Linked DNA regions of Homo sapiens: regions 1, 2 and 3 are each linked to region 4. Evidence: chromatin loops called from intact Hi-C (ENCODE). Cell type or tissue: CD4-positive, alpha-beta T cell. All regions are shown on one strand. Each heading gives the region's core, and the rest is flanking DNA. Links, peaks and the distances in the headings are about the cores only. Region 1 overlaps NEPRO-AS1 (NEPRO antisense RNA 1). Region 2 overlaps NEPRO-AS1 (NEPRO antisense RNA 1). Region 3 overlaps BOC (BOC cell adhesion associated, oncogene regulated). Region 4 holds the start of MIR9900 (microRNA 9900).

Evidence for each region. Hi-C counts contacts between places; a loop is a spot of excess contacts. Peaks named below come from ENCODE experiments on the same cell type or tissue, not always from the same donor. Only the 100,000 strongest peaks of a DNase experiment are listed, where the experiment ranks them.
Region 1: it touches region 4 in a loop (3-fold over the local background); 7 of 110 quality-filtered maps call a loop at or near these places.
Region 2: it touches region 4 in a loop (4-fold over the local background); 4 of 110 quality-filtered maps call a loop at or near these places.
Region 3: a loop joins it to region 4, with 4 times the contacts of the local background. A loop is called at or near these places in 9 of 110 quality-filtered maps.

The regions. Positions count from the first base shown.
Region 1 is chr3:113,032,740-113,038,131 of GRCh38, reverse strand. The region is part of intron 1 of NEPRO-AS1 (NEPRO antisense RNA 1); the gene reads right to left. Among named protein-coding and RNA genes, the nearest start is that of RMP64, 16 kb to the right of the region's middle. In CD4-positive, alpha-beta T cell, for the core only: CTCF peaks have their summits at 2,370 and 2,571 (motif pointing left); a DNase peak (open chromatin) is centred at 2,561.
Region 2 is chr3:113,048,930-113,054,321 of GRCh38, reverse strand. The region is part of intron 1 of NEPRO-AS1 (NEPRO antisense RNA 1); the gene reads right to left. LOLI1 (lncRNA oncogene in liver cancer 1) reads left to right here. Exons shown (of 3, transcript NR_189285.1): 3 at 2,617-3,409. Among named protein-coding and RNA genes, the nearest start is that of RMP64, 32 kb to the right of the region's middle. RefSeq lists an enhancer at 2,619-2,798. In CD4-positive, alpha-beta T cell, for the core only: a CTCF peak has its summit at 2,954 (motif pointing left); a DNase peak (open chromatin) is centred at 2,901.
Region 3 is chr3:113,285,251-113,290,642 of GRCh38, reverse strand. BOC (BOC cell adhesion associated, oncogene regulated) reads right to left here. Exons shown (of 20, transcript NM_001378074.1): 19 at 5,078-5,271; 20 at 3,184-3,968. The coding sequence ends at 3,781. It overlaps CFAP44 (cilia and flagella associated protein 44), which reads left to right. Exons shown (of 35, transcript NM_001164496.2): 35 at 1-3,713. SPICE1-CFAP44 (SPICE1-CFAP44 readthrough (NMD candidate)) reads left to right here. Exons shown (of 52, transcript NR_183050.1): 52 at 1-3,713. Among named protein-coding and RNA genes, the nearest start is that of BOC, 76 kb to the right of the region's middle. In CD4-positive, alpha-beta T cell, for the core only: CTCF peaks have their summits at 2,173 and 2,376 (motif pointing right); a DNase peak (open chromatin) is centred at 2,382.
Region 4 is chr3:112,732,083-112,737,474 of GRCh38, reverse strand. It overlaps LINC02042 (long intergenic non-protein coding RNA 2042), which reads left to right. Exons shown (of 5, transcript NR_110017.1): 5 at 779-1,026. It overlaps MIR9900 (microRNA 9900), which reads right to left and starts at 386; the gene lies at 294-386. In CD4-positive, alpha-beta T cell, for the core only: a CTCF peak has its summit at 2,522 (motif pointing left); DNase peaks (open chromatin) are centred at 364 and 2,564; H3K27ac peaks cover 1,401 bases.

The DNA.
Region 1 (5,392 bases), core at 124-5,123, 300 kb before region 4:
TTGTGGGGGAGAACTTAGCAAGGCCTGTTTGTTCAGATTCTTCTTTATGTCTTCCTTTATTTCCTCTAGATACAGAGCAGGACACCTGTGTTGTGATGTCTTATGGCCTACTTTCAGGGGAGGTAGGTCAGATAATTCTTTTATGGCTGGCTGTCTTGCAGAACGGTGGGAGAATATGAGAGAATGACCTTGCTTCTGTGGTTTTCTCAATTTCTAGGGTCCCACACTTTGAAGCCCAACAGTATTTATATGTGTTCACATTTTTGTTACTGTAAATGACAGTGATGAACATCCTTGTCCTGAATTTCCTGTCCATCAAGAGACTCTATATTGTTGAACTTGTCTAAATCTGGAAACTAAGTAAGAAGCCATGTCTCTCCAGTTTGGTGCTCAAATCAAGTTCCTGGTTCCTTTTGTATCGATGAAGTAATATTTTCATAGGCTGCGATATATTTAATTCCTACAGACACTGTGATCAATTAGCCTCCACTAAAGTTCCTTGCTAGTCAAAACAATCTGGTTACCATTTTGTTCCTATTGTCCATTATAGTAAATGCATCAACTGTCTCTTGTAATTAATCATTGCTCATTGGTCTTTACCATTCTGGGATCCCATTGAAATCAAGGGGCCAATTTCAATGATGGTATCTTCTATCATCACTCTGACCTACAGAAGACAGCCATTGCAGAACTTTGTAAAGAAACTGATAGCACCTCATTAATGTATTTCTCAAGGCCTTAGTGGAGGGTGTGACCTCTGAGCTCTCTCAGAAGACACAGTCGGGGTGGGGTGGATGTGCAGACCACAGATTATATATCCATTCCAACATTCCAATTTTCCTAAGTCTTTGGATCCCTCCTTTTACATTAATCCAGGGAAATTCTGGCATCTTAACCTCGTTGAATGTAGGTTATAGCTGGATTCAATTTTCAATCATCAAAGAAAACTGTTAGATACACTTCTCGCTGCAAGACTCTCTAGAAACTGATATGATGACTCATATTGATACATTTGGTTTAGTCCAGTGCTTGATATTCCATCCTCTATGGTCTAATAACGTTAAAATCCAACACTACTTCAGTTTCTGTCACTAAAAATTAGCAACATTTTGCAACTATTTTGAAATCTAAACTATTTCTTTCCATATTAGACTTTGTACTTGTCCCCCTGGAGCTAACTGAGATCTGATTTTAGTTATAGCTCTAGAAGTGATGAGAAGTGGTTTGGTGGGTCTTGAGGTTATCATAGGGTCTTCATACAAGTCTCCTCAGACACAGGAAGGCAGACTGCTCCAAGATTCTCAGCTTTTCCTGAGTTCAACTAATTCCGAGGCTCAGAGTCCTTCTTGCTGCCAATCAATGCTCTAACTTTCACAGATGAGATTTGTGAGTCTATGAATTCAGTTTAGGTTGTAATTCTGCAACCCACAGAACTGAATTTTGGGTCAAGGTCAGCTATGAAACTATAAGAAATAACTGATTATTTTAGGGCCAGCATAGACGCTCCCTGATTCTCTGTGACTTGAGCTGTGTTAAATACCTAAGTGTGTCACTTTCTGTAGGCTTTCCAGTGCACTCAGAAGCATCACTGCTACTGTAACAGTCGTGGAGTCAGTGGGCTTCAGAGGGCACTTCCTCACAGTCAGCTTCAGGTGACTAAGTATGATGCTGCAGCACACCAAGGATTTCTAATACCCAATTTCCCCATCACTACTGTGTTTAAAGCTAAGGACATGGCCAAACCAACCACAGAATTTCATTTAGAGGGGCCGTTTCCTGGGACCACTTCTGGTTCCAAATATCATATCAGTCAAAGTCCATTAGTAAAACAAAATAATACCATGTTATATATTTTACCAGAAAGAATTTTCTTTTTCGAGATGGAGTTTCACTCTTGTTGCCCAGGCTGGAGTGCAAGGGTGCAATCTCGGCTCACTGCAACCTCTGCCTCCCAGGTTCAAGGATTCTCCTGCCTCAGCCTCCCAAGTAGCTGGGATTACAAGCATGCGCCAACACGCCTGGCTAATTTTTTTGCATTTTTAGTAGAGAGGGGGTTTCACCATGTGGGTCAGGCTGGTCTCGAACTCCTGGCCTCAAGTGATCCACCCACTTCAGCCTCCCAAAGTGCTGGGATTACAGGTATGAGCCACCGCGCCCGGCCACCAGAAAGAATTTAAGGTAAATATAAGGAATTAGTTAAATGAATGTTTAAGAACTAAGATGAAAAGATGATACAACACTGAAGTAACACAGAGGTAACTGCTGAAAGCAGTTACAATCCCTGGAACTGGAGAAACCAGGCAAAGAAATTTGGGGTTATCAGAATTTAGATTTTTAGAGGAAGGGACTTACGGAATTGGGACCCAGACCTCTGAGGACAGAACACCATCCCGGTGCTGCTAGTACCTCTGAGGGTAGGTCTGGGCGTGTGTCAAAAAGATTCAGGGACTGGAACCAACTGCCATTACCTGGAGTGAAGACAGTGTTGGGCAACACTGCCAGGGACAATGGAGCAGAGAAGAATCTTCTCTCCTGCTCTTGCCTTCAACCTCCCTCTAGTGGCCCATATTGGTATATCTACCAGCTAGCCAAGTAGTTTGCAGAGTCCCAGTTCCAGCATCACAGAGCAAATATAGAAGCATGGGATTAGAGCTGAAAGGCCATAGGTGAATAAGCCAAAAGATATATCTCTGAATATATTGTGCATACACATATCATATCATGTGCATGCACACACACAAACATCTTGGTACACAGCATTCTAGCATTAAAAATAATTTTTTTCGCCGGGCGAGGTGGCTCACGCCTGTAATCCCAGCACTTTGGGAGGCTGAGGTTGGGGGATCACCTGAGGTCAGGAGTTCGCGACCAGACTGGCCAACATCGAGAAACCCTGTCTCTGCTAAAAACACAAAAATTAGCTGGCCACGGTGGGTGCCTATAATCCCAACTACTTGGAAGGCGGAGGCAGGATAATCACTTGTTCCCAGTGGAGGTTGCAGTGAGCCGAGACAGTGTCACTGCACTCCAGCCTGGGCGACAGAGTGAGACTCCACCTCAAAAAAAGTAAAATAAATAAAATAATTAAATAAATAAATAAAAATAATACATAATTTTTTCTCATTACAACAGCAATACTTCTTTTTTTAAAATATAAAAAAATAAGCTCATAGAAGAAAAAAAAATCTATCCTACTGCCAGAAAAATGACCATTGTTATAACCTTCATTTAGATCCTTCTAGACCTCTTCCTCAATGTGTGGCTATGTATTTTTTTCAAGGAATGACATACAGTTTTCTGAACTGCTTAAAAAAATCTTAATGTATCATTAATAATTGCTCACATTAATACATATTTATTTACAGCAGCAAGTTTCAAACTGTTCTAGGAAATGTCTTGGGCAAGTACCTCAGGAAATGGCCCCTCAAAATTGCCTTAATGGGAGGGCCTTGCATTCCCCCATACATACTTAACCACTGCAATCTTGCTTTTATATATTTGTTTTACATAGTAGGTTTCTATATAAGATTTTGTGGGGAATAAAAAATTCCACTGCCAAAATATTAGAAAGTAATCGAATTATTGTGAGGATACAATGTCACTTTCCTTTTTTATGATTACAACAAAGGATAACTTTGCACCTAGATTTTTCGTGCAAAGCCCTAGTGACACCAGACACCATGCTTTTTACTCTTTGTCTATTTGATAGAAGCTAAAAATTATTTTAATTTGTATTTCATGAATTACTAATGAGATGGCCAAGGTTTTACATTTAATGGTCATTTTTGTCTGTGACAGCCTTTTTTTTTTTTTTTTTTTGCAGTCTAGAGATTTGTTTACAGTAGGGCCCTAAAACCTTACTTCTAATGTACATAGCCTGTGCTTTTCCCATGTGCCCTGATTCAAGGAAGCTCGGATTTCAACATCCATTGCTCATCCAGAACACCATCTCCCTGCCCTCCTCCACTCTTGGTAATGATCTCAAATCCTCCTCCATTGAGAACACAGAAGCTGTCCATCACTCCTTCCGAAATAGATCTATATCTATACTATCTTTATTTTTCTTCCTGGCTCAGATAATAAAAGGTTTTGATATTTAAGTCAACTGCTTTACTTCAGCACTTGATTCCATCCCTGCTTGTCTCTTCTGGTTCCTAGGATGGTGTCTGGCAAAAAACTGACGCTCAGAAACTTTGTTGAATGAGTAATGGGTCTTTCTCCATCAATTCTCTCCTATTTTTTTATATCCAGCTTCTTTCACACTTTGAATTCTTCCCTTTAGCCTATATATATGTTTGATCAAGTCATTTTCCATCTGTGATGGTCAGCTTTATGTGTCAACTTGGCTAGGCTGTAGCACCCAGTTATTCAATCAAATATTAGCTTAGGTGTTGCTGTGAAGGTATTCTGTAGAAGTGATTAATGTCTACAGCCAGTTGATTTTATGTAAAGGGGATTATTCTGGGTAATGTGGGTGAGCCTGATCCAATCAGTTGAAAGGCCTAAAGAATAGAACTTAGGTTTTCCTGAAGATGTGAAGAAAGAAGAAATTCCACCTGCGGACTTCCTCTTCAGCTCCTGCCTGAGAGTTTCCAGCCTTATGAATTTCAGACTTTCCTATCTGACCTCTACAATGGTATAAGTCAATTTCTTTCTGTAAATCCCTTTACATATTCTACTGTTTCTCTTTGGCTGGTGTGGGGAAAAGCAAGAGAGATCAGATTGTTACTGTGTCTGTGTAGAAAGAAGTAGACATAGGAGACTCCATTTTGTTATGTACTAAGAAAAATTCTTCTGCCTTGAGATTCTGTGACCTTACCCCCAACCCCGTGCTCTCTGAAACATGTGCTGTGTCAACTCAGAGTTAAATGGATTAAGGGCGGTGCAAGATGTGCTTTGTTAAACAGATGCTTGAAGGCAGCATGCTCCTTAAGAGTCATCACCACTCCCTAATCTCAAGTACCCAGGGACACAAAAACTGCGGAAGGCCGCAGGGACCTCTGCCTAGGAAAGCCAGGTATTGTCCAAGGTTTCTCCCCATGTGATAGTCTGAAATATGGCCTCGTGGGAAGGGAAAGACCTGACCGTCCCCCAGCCCGACACCCGTAAAGGGTCTGTGCTGAGGAGGATTAGTAAAAGAGGAAGGAATGCCTCTTGCAGTTGAGACAAGAGGAAGGCATCTGTCTCCTGCCTGTCCCTGGGCAATGGAATGTCTCGGTATAAAACCCGATTGTATGCTCCATCTACTGAGATAGGGAAAAACCGCCTTACGGCTGGAGGTGGGACCTGCGGGCAGCAATACTGCTTTGTAAAGCATTGAGATGTTTATGTGTATGCATATCTAAAAGCACAGCACTTAATCCTTTACATTGTCTATGATGCAAAGACCTTT
Region 2 (5,392 bases), core at 136-5,135, 320 kb before region 4:
CGGGGAGGGTATGTTCTACTGGTATCCAGTGGATAGAGGCCAGAGATGCCACTAAATATCCTACAATGCACAGGATAGTTCCTACAACAAAGAATTCTCCCCTTCAAAATGTCAACAGTGCCAAGGTGCAGAAACCTCTGGCTAGAATGTAGTAGTCCCAGAAAGAAGCAGAAGGAAATAAGATTGGAAAGATAGATTGGTGTTAATTTGTAAAATGCCTTAAATGCCATATAATATACTGAAGGTTTCCAGAAAAGGTAAACATTGTATTTTCATTGATTTAATTAGTCTCATTCAATTAAACAATATTTGTTTATAGTATAATTCAATAAAAAGTGATAATGCTTATAGGTGACAAAAGAGAATTTTCTTTACAAAATTCTATAATTTTAAGCCTTGAGGTCATTTGAACAGAGACTTTCTAATGGAAAAGCATCTATTTGAATCCTTTCCCTGGTTAGTAGCTGGATTCCTCTGCCTCCGGCCACTCCTCCTGCCTCCACTCAAGGTATCATGGTTATTCATTGAAGCTTCTGGCTGAGTTGGCCCATAAAGCACAGGGCTGCTCAGGCGGACCTGGTCTCTTTAAGACTGTGACTAGGAACTCATCACTTGTTTAGAGTCACAGCTAGGTGTGGGTTCTCAGGAAAGACTGGCTGTGGTCCAGGACTAATACAAGATGTTTTGAACAGAAGTCTGGGGATCACTTTTTCTAAGCCTTATTTGTGTTGGAAAAGTTGAGTTCATATTATCATCACTTAATTGAGTCCTTTTTTCCCATACTCTTCCATTAGGAACCCCTGCGTCACCCCCTGAGTGGGGTATTAGACCCACTTTATAATGAAGAGGTTGATAATTGGCAGGAAGTTACTTAGGAAATACAGTGCCATCTAAGCCTATTTTCAACCTTTTGAACAAAGGTATCCGCCCAGAAATAATTTCCCAATGTGAAGGGGAGGAAGAAGATTATAGGGCACACCCTTCCTTCAGATTAAAGAAGGCTGCTTACTAAAGTTTGTACACTAGTGGTTCTCAAATCGTTAAGCTCAGGGAACATTTTCAAAATACTGGGATTTCTGATGGCACACTTAATGGGATTAAATGGAATCCACTGTGATTATCATACTACAATGGCATTCATACATTAAAGTTAAAAGGATACAACCTATGTGCCCAGAGAGAAAGAGAGGTTACAATTGAAAAAGTCAGACCATCCTCCCACCTTTCCACTCAGAAAGTGTATGCCCCATGGTAGGTTTGCCAGGTAAAATACAGGAGGCCAAGTTCATTTTGAATTTCAGATACATAATGAATATTTTTGAATATAAGTTTGTCCCATGCTAAACTCATTTATCGGAAATTCAAATGTAACTGAATACCTTGTATTTTTATTTGCTAAATCCAGCAACCCTCCTGAGAGAGCGTTAGATGGGAGTCTTCCATTCATTCCACCAGTATCTGTGCCCACACACTTCTCCTGGGTGAGCTTCTTGCTCCTTTAGATATGATTGTTGTTAACGATGCATACAACATGGCCCCTAAATCCAAGCCAACTACTTCAGCTAGTGTCAACCTAAAGAAATCACAATCTGTGTTAATGCTGGAGGGACTTACTGAGAGACGGTATGTTTGTCTCTGATATGGTACATTCCCTAAGTGTTTTTGTTATTTGGCAAACATTAATTGAGCATCAGAAATGTTCCGGGCACTTAGGATGGAACAAGAAACTAAACATTGCTGTTCTCATGGTGCCTACATACTTGTGGGAGGAGACTGTTCGATGCTCATTTTTATCCCAGAGTTGACCTGAGTTAGATGTGAGTTCATGTATCAGCTGCAACACACTTTAGGACCTTGTTATTTGAATACCTCTGCTTTCTGCCCTGATTATGTTTTCTCGTATATTCCTGAGGCAAAGTTCTTTCTATGCCAGCATCTCCCACAGTAGACCTTATGAAGATAGACAGCAATAAATACTGGTGTAAAAGATAAAGCTTTTAGGAACATGACTCTCTTAACTGAAAACTTTTTGTGTCTTGGCATGTGTGCATGTGCTTATGTGTGTTTGTGAGTATACAGATAATGCACAAATAATGGGTTTCCTGGAAATGTTGGTTGTACAGAGACTATCTTTCTTGATCATTTTTGTCCCCAAAGCAAGCACTTGAAAGAATTCAGTAACAACTTCTTGAGCAGAAAAGATGGCCTCTGCTCAGAGCTTGGTGCAGCAGCAGACACTGAAATGTGGCTTGGCTCTGTCTCTTGGCATAGTTCTAGGGTGTTATGTTCCACGAGAGGCCTTGGAGGGAGGAGGCACTGGTACCTTTTCAGAATCTCGTCAAATCAGGCACAGACTTGCTGGCAGCCACAGCAAAGGGATCTTACTGATCTTTGCCCAACTCTCAGGAGGTAACTGGCAAGACAGAAGAAAGCAAAACAAGCAACCAAATCCGAGGCCTTATAAATTTGACTTGGAAATTTTGTCTCAAGGCTGTCAAAGAGTAGAAATAATGATTTCATTTTCTCCAAGTCCCATTCTTGGGCATTTCGTATTTAACGCAGATAAAACACATTCGAGTACCTATCAACTTTTTTTCTTTCTTTTTTTTTTTTTAGTCTAGCCGTTCTCAGCATCAGGTGACTCTGCTCCTTGAAAATACATTTAAGTGATGCCATTCCTGTCCAAAACCACCACTGACTCCTTCTTCAGAGGGCAAGCCTTGAAATCATGTGCATTTGCCTGTGAGACGTTTCTCCGATTATCTGAAAATCTTCTGCCAGGGATAAGGCGATTTGTCTCCATTCTGTCTGAGGTTGCGGATCTTGGTTTGCAGAGGAGGGCTGCAACGTAGTAGGTTCCTCCACGTGGCTTCTCACTGAAGCCAGAATGACTCATTTAGAGAGTAATCTTGGTGCGGCCTCTTGCTGCCCTCTGGTGGAGAAAACGGGTATTGAACAAGCCATAACGACTGATCTCTGAGGCAAATGCTGTGAAGTGTCAGCGCAAAGGTCCACGGGGAATAATTACACTTCAAGCTATTATCTAAATGAACGGAGTTCATCTAAATGAATGGAGTTGGAACGGTTGTTCTATGAGAATCTGATTTCTCAGCAAGAGAAGTTTTAATTCCATCCCCTTTTTATTTCTGTTTGCTGCGAACTGGTTTCTCATTTCTCCACACTTGCTCTTCCTTTTCGTGAACAATCATTTTGTGTATTTTGAGATCATTATAAAATTCTTGTACGCTCATTTTAAAACATTTCCAGAAAGTGAAAGTCAGCATGTGACCCAGGAAAATTCTAATTCTTAAAACACTCAAGACTCTAAACTAGGGTTTAGACCTATATATTCAGATCTAATTCCAAACCAAAATTCATTTCAGAAGTTTAAATAAAACGTATTAGTCTTATGCCTTCTGAGTCTTTGATTCAAATGAGAGGCTTCTTTTTTTATTTTTTTATTTTATTATTATTATACTTTAAGTTTTAGGGTACATGTGCACAATGTGCAGGTTAGTTACATATGTATACATGTGCCATGCTGGTGTGCTGCACCCATTAACTCGTCATTTAGCATTAGGTATATCTCCTAATGCTATCCCTCCCTCTTTCCCCCACCCCACAACAGTCCCCAGAGTGTGATGTTCCCCTTCCTGTGTCCATGTGTTCTCATTGTTCAATTCCCACCTATGAGTGAGAACATGTGGTGCTTGGTTTTTTGTCCTTGTTGCGATAGTTTACTGAGAATGATTATTTCCAATTTCATCCATGTCCCTACAAAGGACATGAACTCATCATTTTTTATGGCTGCATAGTATTCCATGGTGTATATGTGCCACATTTTCTTAATCCATTCTATCCTTGTTGGACATTTGGGTTGGTTCCAAGTCTTTGCTATTGTGAATAGTGCCACAATAAACATACATGTGCACGTGTCTTTATAGCAGCATGATTTATAGTCCTTTGGGTATATACCCAGTAATGGGATGGCTGGGTCAAATGGTATTTCTAGTTCTAGATCCCTGAGGAATCGCCACACTGACTTCCACAATGGTTGAACTAGTTTACAGTCCCACCAACAGTGTAAAAGTGTTCCTATTTCTCCACATCCTCTCCAGCACCTGTTGTTTCCTGACTTTTTAATGATTGCCATTCTAACTGGTGTGAGATGGTATCTCATTGTGGTTTTCATTTGCATTTCTTTGATGGCCAGTGATGGTGAGCATTTTTTCATGTGTTTTTTTGGCTGCATAAATGTCTTCTTTTGAGAAGTGTCTGTTCATATCCTTTGCCCACTTTTTGATGGGGTTGTTTGTTTTTTTCTTGTAAATTTGTTTGAGTTCATTGTAGATTCTGGATATTAGCCCTTTGTCAGATGAGTAGGTTGCGAAAATTTTCTCCCATTTTGTAGGTTTCCTGTTCACTCTGATGGTAGTTTCTTTTGCTGTGCAGAAGCTCTTTAGTTTAATTAGACCCCATTCGTCAATTTTGGCTTTTGTTGCCATTGCTTTTGGTGTTTTAGACATGAAGTCCTTGCCCATGCCTATGTCCTGAATGGTAATGCCTGTTTGAAGATGACATGATTGTATATCTAGAAAACCCCATTGTCTCAGCCCAAAATCTCCTTAAGCTGATAAGCAACTTCAGCAAAGTCTCAGGATACAAAATCAATGTGCAAAAATCACAAGCATTCTTATACACCAATAACAGACAAACAGAGAGCCAAATCATGAGTGAACTCCCATTCACAATTGCTTCAAAGAGAATAAAATACCTAGGAATCCAACTTACATGGGATGTGAAGGACCTCTTCAAGGAGAACTACAAACCGCTGCTCAAGGAAATAAAAGAGGATACAAACAAATGGAAGAACATTCCATGCTCATGGGTAGGAAGAATCAATATCGTGAAAATGGCCATACTGCCCAAGGTAATTTATAGATTCAATGCCATCCCCATCAAGCTACCAATGACTTTCTTCACAGAATTGGAAAAAACTACTTTAAAGTTCATATGGAACCAAAAAAGAGCCCACATCGCCAAGTCAATCCTAAGCCAAAAGAACAAAGCTGGAGGCATCACACTACCTGACTTCAAACTATACTACAAGGCTACAGTAACCAAAACAGCATGGTACTGGTACCAAAACAGAGATATAGATCAATGGAACAGAACAGAGCCCTCAGAAATAACGCTGCGTATCTACAACTATCTGATCTTTGACAAACCTGAGAAAAACAAGCAATGGGGAAAGGATTCCCTATTTAATAAATGGTGCTGGGAAAACTGGCTAGCCATATGTAGAAAGCTGAAACTGGATCCTTTCCTTACACCTTATACAAAAATTAATTCAAGATGGATTAAAGACTTAAACGTTAGACCTAAAACCATA
Region 3 (5,392 bases), core at 188-5,187, 550 kb before region 4:
TTTGGTTTGGGGGTAAGTGCTCATTGAAGTTCATGGCTATAACCATTGCAGGATAATCTCACTGACATTTGGAATCCTGTTAGTAACAGAGCATAGCTCTTTAGATTAAGAGCTCTGTATTAACGAGCTACTCATTGAGGCTGTTCCAGGATAAGCTGGTCACTGAGAAGGGCGGGTGAAGAAAGGAACATTGCATAAATGTAGAAGGGAACTCAGCAATGCCAAGTCTTCCTCACCTGTGATTAGCCTGCTAATGTGCCCCCCAAAATTACAGACAGGTCTTGCTTTCTTTGTACATCAGCATATTCTTAGAGGTGGCCACTTGGCCTATTGTCTTCCTAAGATTCCTTCATATTCCTATTTAAGAGGTCAGAATACCTTATTGTTTGCACTTGTCACCATTAATTTCTGATGTAGTCACTTCTCTACTGGAGAGCACCCACTTTTTTTTTTAAATCACTTTCTGTGTTGTATATCCTAAGCCATGTGTGCCTTTCAAGTATTTTTAAAAATATGCTAGTCATAGCCCTGAGTGTCTTATTTATTGCGGTAAAAAATTACCCCCAAACTTAGCTTGAAACAACAAACTTGTGATCTCACCCAGGAGTGAGAGGGTTTCTGAGGTCCAGGAATCTGGGGACAGCTTGGCCGGGTGTTCTGGCTCAGGGTCTTTCGTGGAGTTGCAGTCACACTAGGAGCTGGGGCTGCAGCCATCTGAAGCTTGGCTGGAGCTGGAGGGGCTATTAGCAAATTCACTCCCTTGGCCATTAGGCAGGGCTTCAGTTCCTCGCCATGTGGGCCTCTCCATAGGGCCGCTTGGGATATGACTTCTCCCAGAGCAAGTGATCCAAGAGTGAGGGAGACAGCAAGAGAGAATGATGTATACAAGAGCCACAGTCTTTTACAGCCCAAGCTCAGAAGTGACATAGCGTCACTATTGTCATATGGGTCACAGGCTGACCCTGTGTGATGTGGGAGGGGACTGAACAGGGTGTGAATGCCAGGTGGGGGTCACCGGGGCCTTCGTGGGAGCTGGCAGCCACAAGAAGCAGCTGCCTGGAGAGAGTGGCTGGTCTCTGAGAAAGGTCTTGAGGCGATACCATCCCCTTGGTAATTGTAGAGAATCAGGAGAAGTTACGTTATCTTCCTGGGCCTCATTTTATTATCTGACAAATGAAGGATTGGTAGAATGGGTTCCTTCCCATTCTGAGATTCTGATTCTGATTGCAGCAAGAATGGACCTACAGTCTACAGAAGAGCCACATCAGGACTTGCTGTGCATTTCAACTGAGAGGAAAGCTAATCGGGATAATTATTCCCAAACTGAGCTGGACTAAATCACTAGTTAATTCTACAATATTCAGGGCTTCATTCCGCATGTTTGGGAATTGACGACAGTTAACACTGAATTACTTTATTTTGAATTGGACAAAATATGTTGATAGCTTTAGGTTCATTTCAACTTGATTCCAGGCTTAGTCTTAAATCTGTAGTTAAGTTAGAGCATCTGAGTCTTTGGGAAGTTAAGCTTCAAACACAAGTAGACCAGCAGGGTGTGGCATGGGCAGGGTGGCTGGGAAGCTATCCTGCTCCTGGCACACTTCCCTGCCTTCTGCTGTGCTCCCAGAGGAGCAGCCTCACCTCTGAGGGTAAGGCCAAAAATCAGCCTACACTGAGTTACTTGTGGGTCAATTGTTCATATAACTTGGCTCTTCTGAACTGTCATCCATAGTATCACCGATGATCAATCTCAGCATTGGAAGAAAAAGAAACCACAGAGTCCAGCCCCTCTGTCACAACTTCAGAGTAAAGGAGTTGCTCATGCCTGCCAGCCAGCCTGTCCCACCACAGCGGGCTCCCCAGCTTAGGGAGGTCTGTGAGCCATGTGCTAAATTTCTCTTTAGAGCTAAATCCATTGAGTGCTATGATTCCAGTGCTGTGCAGAAAGCAGATGTTTCACCTATCACTTCAGAAAAGTTCACCAGACTTCATTTTGACAGCTACCTTAGATCATCAAGGAGAAAAAGGAAAAAATGTAAAAACCAGTGGGGCTAGAAGGTGAGTTACAGCTCAGATTGGGGGGCCTCTGGATAGCAAAGCAATGACTGAGAGCGTCAGCCCTACCCACCCCAGAAGTGAGCTCTGGGCCGTGATGCCAGGTTGTCTGAAATCACAGTATCTTATTTTTTCTCTTCTCTTCCCTGCTCTGCTTCTCATTTCCTAACATTTACCTGTTCCTTACAGTCCTTCCTTTTAAATAATATTTTTAAAATACTGCTTTCCTGAAAACCATGCTGCACTTCCACATGAAGTTCTCTCTGACGTTGAGCTTGATGGAAAAAGGATGCAGAAGTCAGGAATAGCAGGTGCTATACTTATTTTGGCCAGCAGAGGATGCACTTGCCCTAAACAGTCAGAGTGACTCTTCCCTAGGACCCTGTTTATCAAATTCTTCATGTTTAAAAGCCAGGGTCTGGCCCCCCACTTAACGAGATTGTCTCAAGTGGCATTTCATCTGTAACTCAATTTTACAGAAATCTAGAAAATACAGGCTCCCCCCACCCTCTCCAGCCCCAAAACACAAAGCGTAGTAAGGCTTTCATTGCAAGCATCAGTCTCCATCTAATTCCACTTCCACATATAAAGATTTTAAAATTTCAATTAAAAAAGAATCTATGGTTGATCCTTTGGTTGGACAACAGTAAGTAAATGTTGATTTTAAACTAGTGAGTCAACTACTCTGGCAATGTTGGTGTATCTTTGGAAAGAAGGGAAGTGAATTTATTATGCACCATATGTCCATGTGTGGCACAGCACTTAGCTAAACAGTATTTTGGAGAAAATATTTGGTCTTCAACACACACCTATATAAAAAAGATTAGTTCTATTTCTTCAATATGACCTAAACTTCATCTCAAGTCCAGTTGGTAAGAGAACTATGAACCTGTTTTTCCTGGTCTGTTGTACAACGGTTCCCTTGTGGACTAAACGGTAATGTGTTCTGCATGAATCCAAGCACAACTGACATTCACTGTTTTAAAAAACAAAAAAGAGAAACATTTACTACCTTTTTCAGATCTCATTTCTGATGGACCTGAAAATATTGTAAGTGGGTATTTTCTTCAAATACTCAGAGACTGAATTCTAACATGTAAAGAAAATGCTGACTCACACATGACTCAGTTTGAAGGTTACAGGGAAGACTAAACATTTATTTAGAAGTTACAGTGTTTGTTTTTACAGAGATATGTTGCCACGGATTATTGATTCTGGAAGGTTTTTTAATGCTCATAGTGCTGTACACATCTTGGTCTGTTCTCATGGGCATCTTAGGAAAATGTTTCCCGTAGCACCGGATCCAGCCATCTGTGTGGGTGTCTCCAGGCTGTGATACCGTGCCCCTTGCTGTTCCCTCATGCTCGTGATGAACCATGTGCCTGGGATCCTTCCTCTTGCCAGCTTATCTGTGGGCCTCCTGCAGCCTCGCCTGCCACTGCAGAGGCCCCAGGTTAGGAGTCTGTCCCGCGCCAGCCTGTGCGGTGCTTTCCTGGGTGACTCCTGTTAGGTGGCAGCTTCTTTATTTTCCCTCTCCAACCTCAACGGGTAGGACTCCTTATGTCTCTCCAGAATTATAAAACATATACATTTATTTACAAGTGCATAAATATATAAATATGGCTATAATAGAAAAATAAATACCAATTTTCTCTGTCTCTTTTTTCTTCTTTTTTTTTTTAAAAAAAAAACAATATATAGTCTTTCTGGGATATCAGCTTCTGCCTAAATTGTGAGAGGTGGTGTTTCAAAAGACACACGCACCAGTGGCCCCGGGGAGAGCTGCATTCCAGGTTCCTGTCCTACGTAGGCCCCTACGGGGTGCTGGGGACACCAGTCTCCTCCACTCACTTGGCAGGAGTCAGGACTGTCCACCTCTTCAACTGGCACAAGGCCCAAGCAGCATGGGGGCCCTGAGGGGAGAAAGAGTAGGAACCATTAAAATCCAGATTGACCGAGGAGCCAACACCCAGTGACACTGGGCCAATCTCTATCTGTGGTGGAGGTGGTTACACTGGCTCTGGAAAGGGGACAGAAACCTACAACCGAGACAAGGGCACTTCTGTTCCCTCCAAGGTCTCTCATCAAAACAGGGAGGGCCACTTGCCACCCATTTCCCACTCATGCTGGGACTGTAGAGACTCCCGCACTGAGCCCACACCACAGGAGCAGATGAAGTCAGTGCAGCCCGTGAAACGCAGAAGGAAGCCCTGCTCTTTCTATGTTTAGGCGGCTAGTCCACCCTTTGCTATGGCTTCTGGTTACAATCATCCCACTCACAATCCAGTCCCCCCAGATTGACACGGTCCAGTTTAAATGATGCTGGGTCGAGCTTTAGGACCCAGCATCTTTTAAATTTAATCTCCTAGAGACAGAGTCCAGGATCTGCCTATGAATGGGCACACACACAGAGAAGCTAAGAAACGTTAGTGGATACTTGGTGCCCTCACCAAGTATCCACTGATTTCTAAGGAGACTAGCATGGAGGAAGACAATGGGATGGGCTTAGCGTGAATGGCCCAAAACTCCTTGGAGAAAAAGTTCCGTGGAAGTACAAAGAGTTATGATGATGATGTTTGTAAGAATTTGGCTCCTTAATGATTGAGGCAACCTTATTCCTTAATTAAGAGACAAGCCTCAACAAAGCAAGGCATTTCAGAGTGATTAGAGAATGCCTCTTAGTGTGATGAGCAGCAAATGGAATTTGTGAATGGCCTTGAAATGCACAGACCAAAAAGGGCTTTTTTCTCTGAAATGGAGAAATAGCCTTTTTCTCAGAGGCTGAGGACCGCAGCTTATCATGTTGCAGTAGAACCCACTTGGACATCCCACAGACCTACTGGGCCTTCAGCAGTGAAGGAAAGTGGCCAGCCACCCTCGATGCCCCATCCCTCCCACATAAATGCTGTGGCTGGCTCCTTACCAAGCCCCACCTTTGAAGACTGTTACTACTGGCTTGTGGATGCCTACCTCATGTCACCCCCAGCCTGTTTAATTTCCCTGCCCTGCTCCTGGAACCAACCTGAGTGAAATGGAGGGTCCCACACTGCTTCCAGGACAGGACTGTCGGGGGCTCTCCTCACCCCTGACTGGCCCACAGCAGCAGGCTGCTCCTGGCGTTGGCAGCAGTCGTGATGGGGCTGCAGCAGCTGGTGAGTGGAGTCGTCGGGCAGTGTGTATAAGAAAGAGCCCTCGTCCGGGCTAGACTTGGGACCCCTGCAGTGCACAAGCCCAGATGGGGAGGTGGGGCTGGGCAGGGTGGGCCTGTCGCCCCATCCCCCTGCTGGCTGTCTCCCTGTCTGAGGGCATCAGAGCTGGTGAGAGCTCAGATGGGGCA
Region 4 (5,392 bases), core at 85-5,084:
TTTTCCTGATATTTAGAATGCCTAGTAGAGCCGCAAATGGCATGTCATATTTTGTCAGGAGATGGCATTGACTAATGTGTGCAGAAAACACCCCTGAGTTAGATACTTTGAGTCATGTACGATGACCAGTTCAGTATTTAACACTTGACAAAGCTCAAAGCTGTTTACATGAAATGTATATTTTTGGCTTCTGGTAGTCTATGCTGCTATTACGGAAGGTTATAGTTAGCAGGTTTAAGAAATATTTTTTTGGGCTTTCTAGAATGAATAATTTGAATGGTACCAGCAGCAATTCTTTGTGAGCTGAAGGCTTGATGCAGTCTCTTAGGACCTGTCCTTTTAGAAGTAAGAGCGGGTTCTTAGAGGCCACATCCTGCCTTTCAGATAGAGATATCAGCTTCTACCAGGAATAGTTCCTTTCATACTACACTTAAGTAGGCAGTGAGAATAATCAGCACGATTGAAACTACCTTTGCAAAATTATGACTGAGACAGCGAAAGAGATCTAACTTAACTGACTCCATCTTGCTTCTAACCTCCATGCTGTCTTTTTCATTCCTGGGCGTAGGACGAACTAACTTTGAGAGAAATTTAGTTTATAGTTTAAAAAAAAAGATGGTAACAGCCCTTTCCCAAAGCAGACCTCCTTCTTGCCTGGGGACTAGACCAATATTAGCCAGAAGGTTAGAAATTACGGTTTAGGAGTCATGCAGCTGGAGGCTATAAGAATCTGACTCCCTAAACTGCTCCTAAGATCAGTGCTTGAGATACTTTGCAGACCCTGCACTTGATGGATCAGCTGGCACCACCCAAATCAATAAACCGGCTCATCTGATCTTGTGGCACCCACCCAAGAACTGACTCAGCACAAGGAGACAGCTTCGACTCCCTGTGATTTCATCCCTGTCAACCAGCACTCCTGGCTCACTGGCTTCCCCCCACCCAACCAAGTTATCCTTAAAAACTCTGCTCCCTGAATGCTCAGGGAGTTTGATTTGAATAATAATAAAACTCCAGTCTCCTGCACAGCCGGCTCTATAAATTACTCTTTCTCTATTGCAATTCCCCTGTCTTGATGAATCGGCTCTGTCTAGGCACCGGGCAAGGTGAACCCCTTGGGTGGTTACACTAGCATTGGTTTTTGTTTGCCACTGCAGCATTAATTATGTGTTTTTTATGGCAATAGAAATTTTTTTTTACTGCCTTTCCTCAATGTTACATGAAGACATATTTCACAAGTAGGCCAAGTACAAAGTAGGAATAGAAGCTAGAATGGAATCATAGACCAGATTCTTACATAGATCACATCAGCCAGGCTGAGGCTCCATCTGTGTGCATGGCACGGCACAGCTGCGTTGGTTGCTTATAGCTAGCATCTGTTCTGATTGGTTGGTGCCTGTGGCTTTTCAGTTGCTCAGAGTTTTGAATACCAACCCTGGGTACACAGTTATCTCTGAAAGCTAAAATGGTGAAATATAACACATAATGAATGCAATGAGCCAGCTCTAGACACAACCAAGAGAATTCCCGTAACTGGGAACCTGAGAAAGTATAAAAGCACTTAATTGAAGGTGTAAATGAGAGAAAGCAGGTTTGAAATGCAACCAAAACAAAGCCCACACATAGACAACTGTATTTATAAGTTGTTTCTAAATGGGAATGGAACGGTGTTTTTCCGGGAATCTAGGGAACAGTCTCTCTACGGCGACTTTTCTCATGTGAGAAAACAGACATTTAGCAGAAAACCAGAAAATGTTCATTGGCTTCGGTGAACTTTTATTCCAAGTTTCAATGAGGGACCCTGTGCAGAGGCTTGGGACACGGAGACCTCCCTCTGCTGCCTTTAAGGAAGGTCATTAAAAAAAAAAAAATTCCGTTTTTTTTTTTTTTTTAAAGACGGAGTCTCGTTCTGTCGCCAGGCTGGAGTGCAGTGGCCTGATCTCGGCTCACTGCAACCTACGCCTCCCAGGTTCAAGAGACTCTCCTGCCCCAGCCTCCTGAGTACCTGGGACCACAGGCGCCCGCCACCACGCACAGCTAATTTTTGTATTTTTAGTAGAGATGGGGTTTGAGCATGCTGGCCAGGATGGCCCCGATCTCTTGACCTCGTGATCCGCCCGCCCCAGCCTCCCAAAGTGCTGGGATTATAGGCGTGAGCCACCGCCCTTCTAACTTTTCTATTGTACCACACTGATGGCAAGGAAGGGCGGTAGGAAAGCCTGCCAAGGAAAGGGAGGACCGGCCTGCATATTCTTAAGCGCTGTGGGACACTGTTCTGTAGACGTTGCCCATCCCATTGCTCTCTCAGGGAGGGATGAGCCACGGCCAGGAGCAGCTCCTGGTCATCTACTGTACCACGTGTGCAGAGGGAAGACACACTCCCAGAGAAGAAAATGCTGGGAAAAAGAGACCACAGCCTTTGTATGGTGGCTCAATGTAAGTACTTCTTGACATGTCCAGTTGTACAGCTCCTCTTTGGGGTTGGAGCGCTTTGCTTTCCAGGGTGTAGATTGGGGTCTGGGGAAGTGGTGAAGTGGAGTGAAACTGGAGGCCTGGAGCTCCCCCTAGAGGCCAAATGTATTTTACCCTGACTCAAGAAAACCTGGAGCTGGAAGCTTGGCTCATCAAACCTAAAGTAAGAGTAAGAATCAGCAGTATTGTCGGCACTACCCCGGGAAGGGAGAGATACTAAACCTAGTGAACAGTGCAGGTCCGGAATCCTTTATGTGAAGTTCTAAAACTCAAAAAACTTTGAAAATGGAAACTCTTTTGAGACCTATTTGGCAACAACGTTTACCTGCAATATGAGGACATAGTCTTTATTATCTTAATGTGAGTATTTTTATCTTTTATGACAGATATATTAATTAATGTGTTTAATCATGAGAGGCTGCCCATATTCCTAGTAGGAACGTTAAAAGGTAGAGTACCCACTAGGGGTGTTTTAATGTACAGTATATGAACTGTTTACTTCTCTCAAATCTTAAAAATTCAGAAATCTGAACTACATCTGGCCCCAATCAGCCAAAGGACTATAGGCCTGGGTATTATAATGCTCACTACTGTGTGGGCCTCAATCACAGCTCAACCTGTGCCATGTGACTTTCAACAAGTGACTCACTGGCTAGAAGGCTCAGCTTCTTCTTTAGTAAGATGGAAATATCACTAGTTTAGATATTAAATGAGTTTATGCACCGTGTTCAGCCCAGGACCTGGCAAATAGTAAACATCTAAGAGTGTTAGTGATTATTATCATACTTTGTTATTATTACTTGATCTGAGAGAGTGCATACCTCACTTTACTCTGATTCACAGTCACCAAAGAGTCATTTGACTACCAGCCACCAGGCCCACTATTACCAGGAAGGTGGAATCTTGAAAGACGAACATGAGCTTTTGGGCCACTGATGATCCATTATAAATCAATAATTTGATATTCTAGATCCTATCTCAATCTCTTGAATATCTAGAAAAATCAAATCAAACAAAAATCAGAGATACTCTTGGTTCTGAGACACACCTATACACCTAAAACCTTACTGGTTGCAAGCAGGCTTAAGTTACAGACAGCCAGACAGCCAAGAGCATTTTGAAGGTGGGAAAACTAAGGCAAAGAAATAGAATGATTTTTTTTGACATGAGCACAATAATTGTATGTGGGTCTTGGCTAATGGTTTGTGATTAGTTTACAATGATCCAAGAATCTAGAATAAGATTTTCTTTTCTTTTCTTGTCTTGTCTTGTCTTTTCTTGACATGCAGCCTCACTCTGTTCCCCAGGCTGGAATGCATTGGCACTATCTCGGCTCACTGCAACCTCTGCCTCTTGGGTTCAAGTGATGCTCCTGCTTCAGCATCCCTGAGTAGCTGGGACTACAGGCATGTGCCACCACTCCCAGCTAAATTTTGTATTTTTAGTAGAGACAGGGTTTTGCCGTGTTGGCCAGGCTGGTCTCAAACTCCTGACCTCAGGTGATCTGCCTGCCTTGGCCTCCCAGAGTGCTGGGATTACAGGTGTGAGCCACTGCACTTGGCCTAGAATAAAATTTTCTAAAATGTTGTACATAAAATACTAGTGCTGCAAGAGGTTCTTTGAATAAAAAATTTCCCCAAATTATTTAAAAATGAAACCCTTCTTTCAGGGAATATTTATTAACACCCACAGAATTTGGGTTAGATAGAGTGTACCTGGGGAAATACTGTTTTAGAGAGTATCAACTTCTGTATATAATTCAGGTAGATAATTCTTGGCTATTGGGTAATTTCAAGGGTGTCAAAATTTAATTTTTAAAAAATAAAATAATCACTCTCATCTGAATGTAAAATGAATACATATCAAATATTTTATTTAATACATTAATTAATGAAGGAATCAGTAAGATGTTAAAACTGATTCAAAGAGAATCTGAAGAATAGACACATATAGGCACTCAGCAATACAGAAACAAATTTACCAATTGATGCAGAACTATTTAATGTTTATAGGACAATAAAATGTAACATTTGAAATGATCTTTCCAGCCAGGCATGGTGGCTCATGCCTGTAATCCCAGCACTTTGGGAGGCTGAAGCGGGTGGATCACTTGAGGTCAGGAGTTTGAGACCAGCCTGGCCAATATGGTGAAACTCTGTCTCTACTAAAAATACAAAAATTAGCCGGACGTGGTGGTGGGCACCTGTAGCCCCAGCTACTCAGGAGGCTGAGGCAGGAGAATCACTGGAGCCCAGGAGGCAGAGGTTGCAGTGAGCTGAGATTGCACCACTGCACTCCAGCCTGGGTGACAAAGCAAGATCTTTCCTACAAGGCATAAATCAATTACATACCAGTTAGACAAAATGCATTTGTATTTCTACAGAGAAGAATTATTTGCATCACCCTCAGTTTCTCCATCTAATAAAATGATAAAACAGTGATGGGAATCAGGACATGCTACCCCAAAATATGGCACCTTTGCATATGGAATATATAAATACATTGGTATGCTTTTCTCTTGTTAATCTATATCTTGTTATAGGTGCCCCAGCAAGTGAGGCTAAGATCCATAGAAAGAGATGTGCCATGTGACTTTGAACAAGTGACTCACTGGTTCTAAGGCTCACCTTCTTCTTTAGTAAGATGGGGATATCACTAGTTTAGATATTAAGTGAGATGCACAGCCCAGGGCCTGGGAAATAGTAAACAGCCTTGTCAAAGCAAGGAGAATGTTTCTATAGAATCAGATAACTCCCAGGTTGTCCATTAGATAACAATGAGCATTCCAGTGAACGCACACTGTGGTAGGCAGAATAGTACCCCTCCAGCCCCCTACCCCAAGATGTCTATGTCCTAATTCCCAAAACCTATTAATATGTTATGTTACAAGGAAAAGAGGAATGAAGGTTGTAGATGAAAT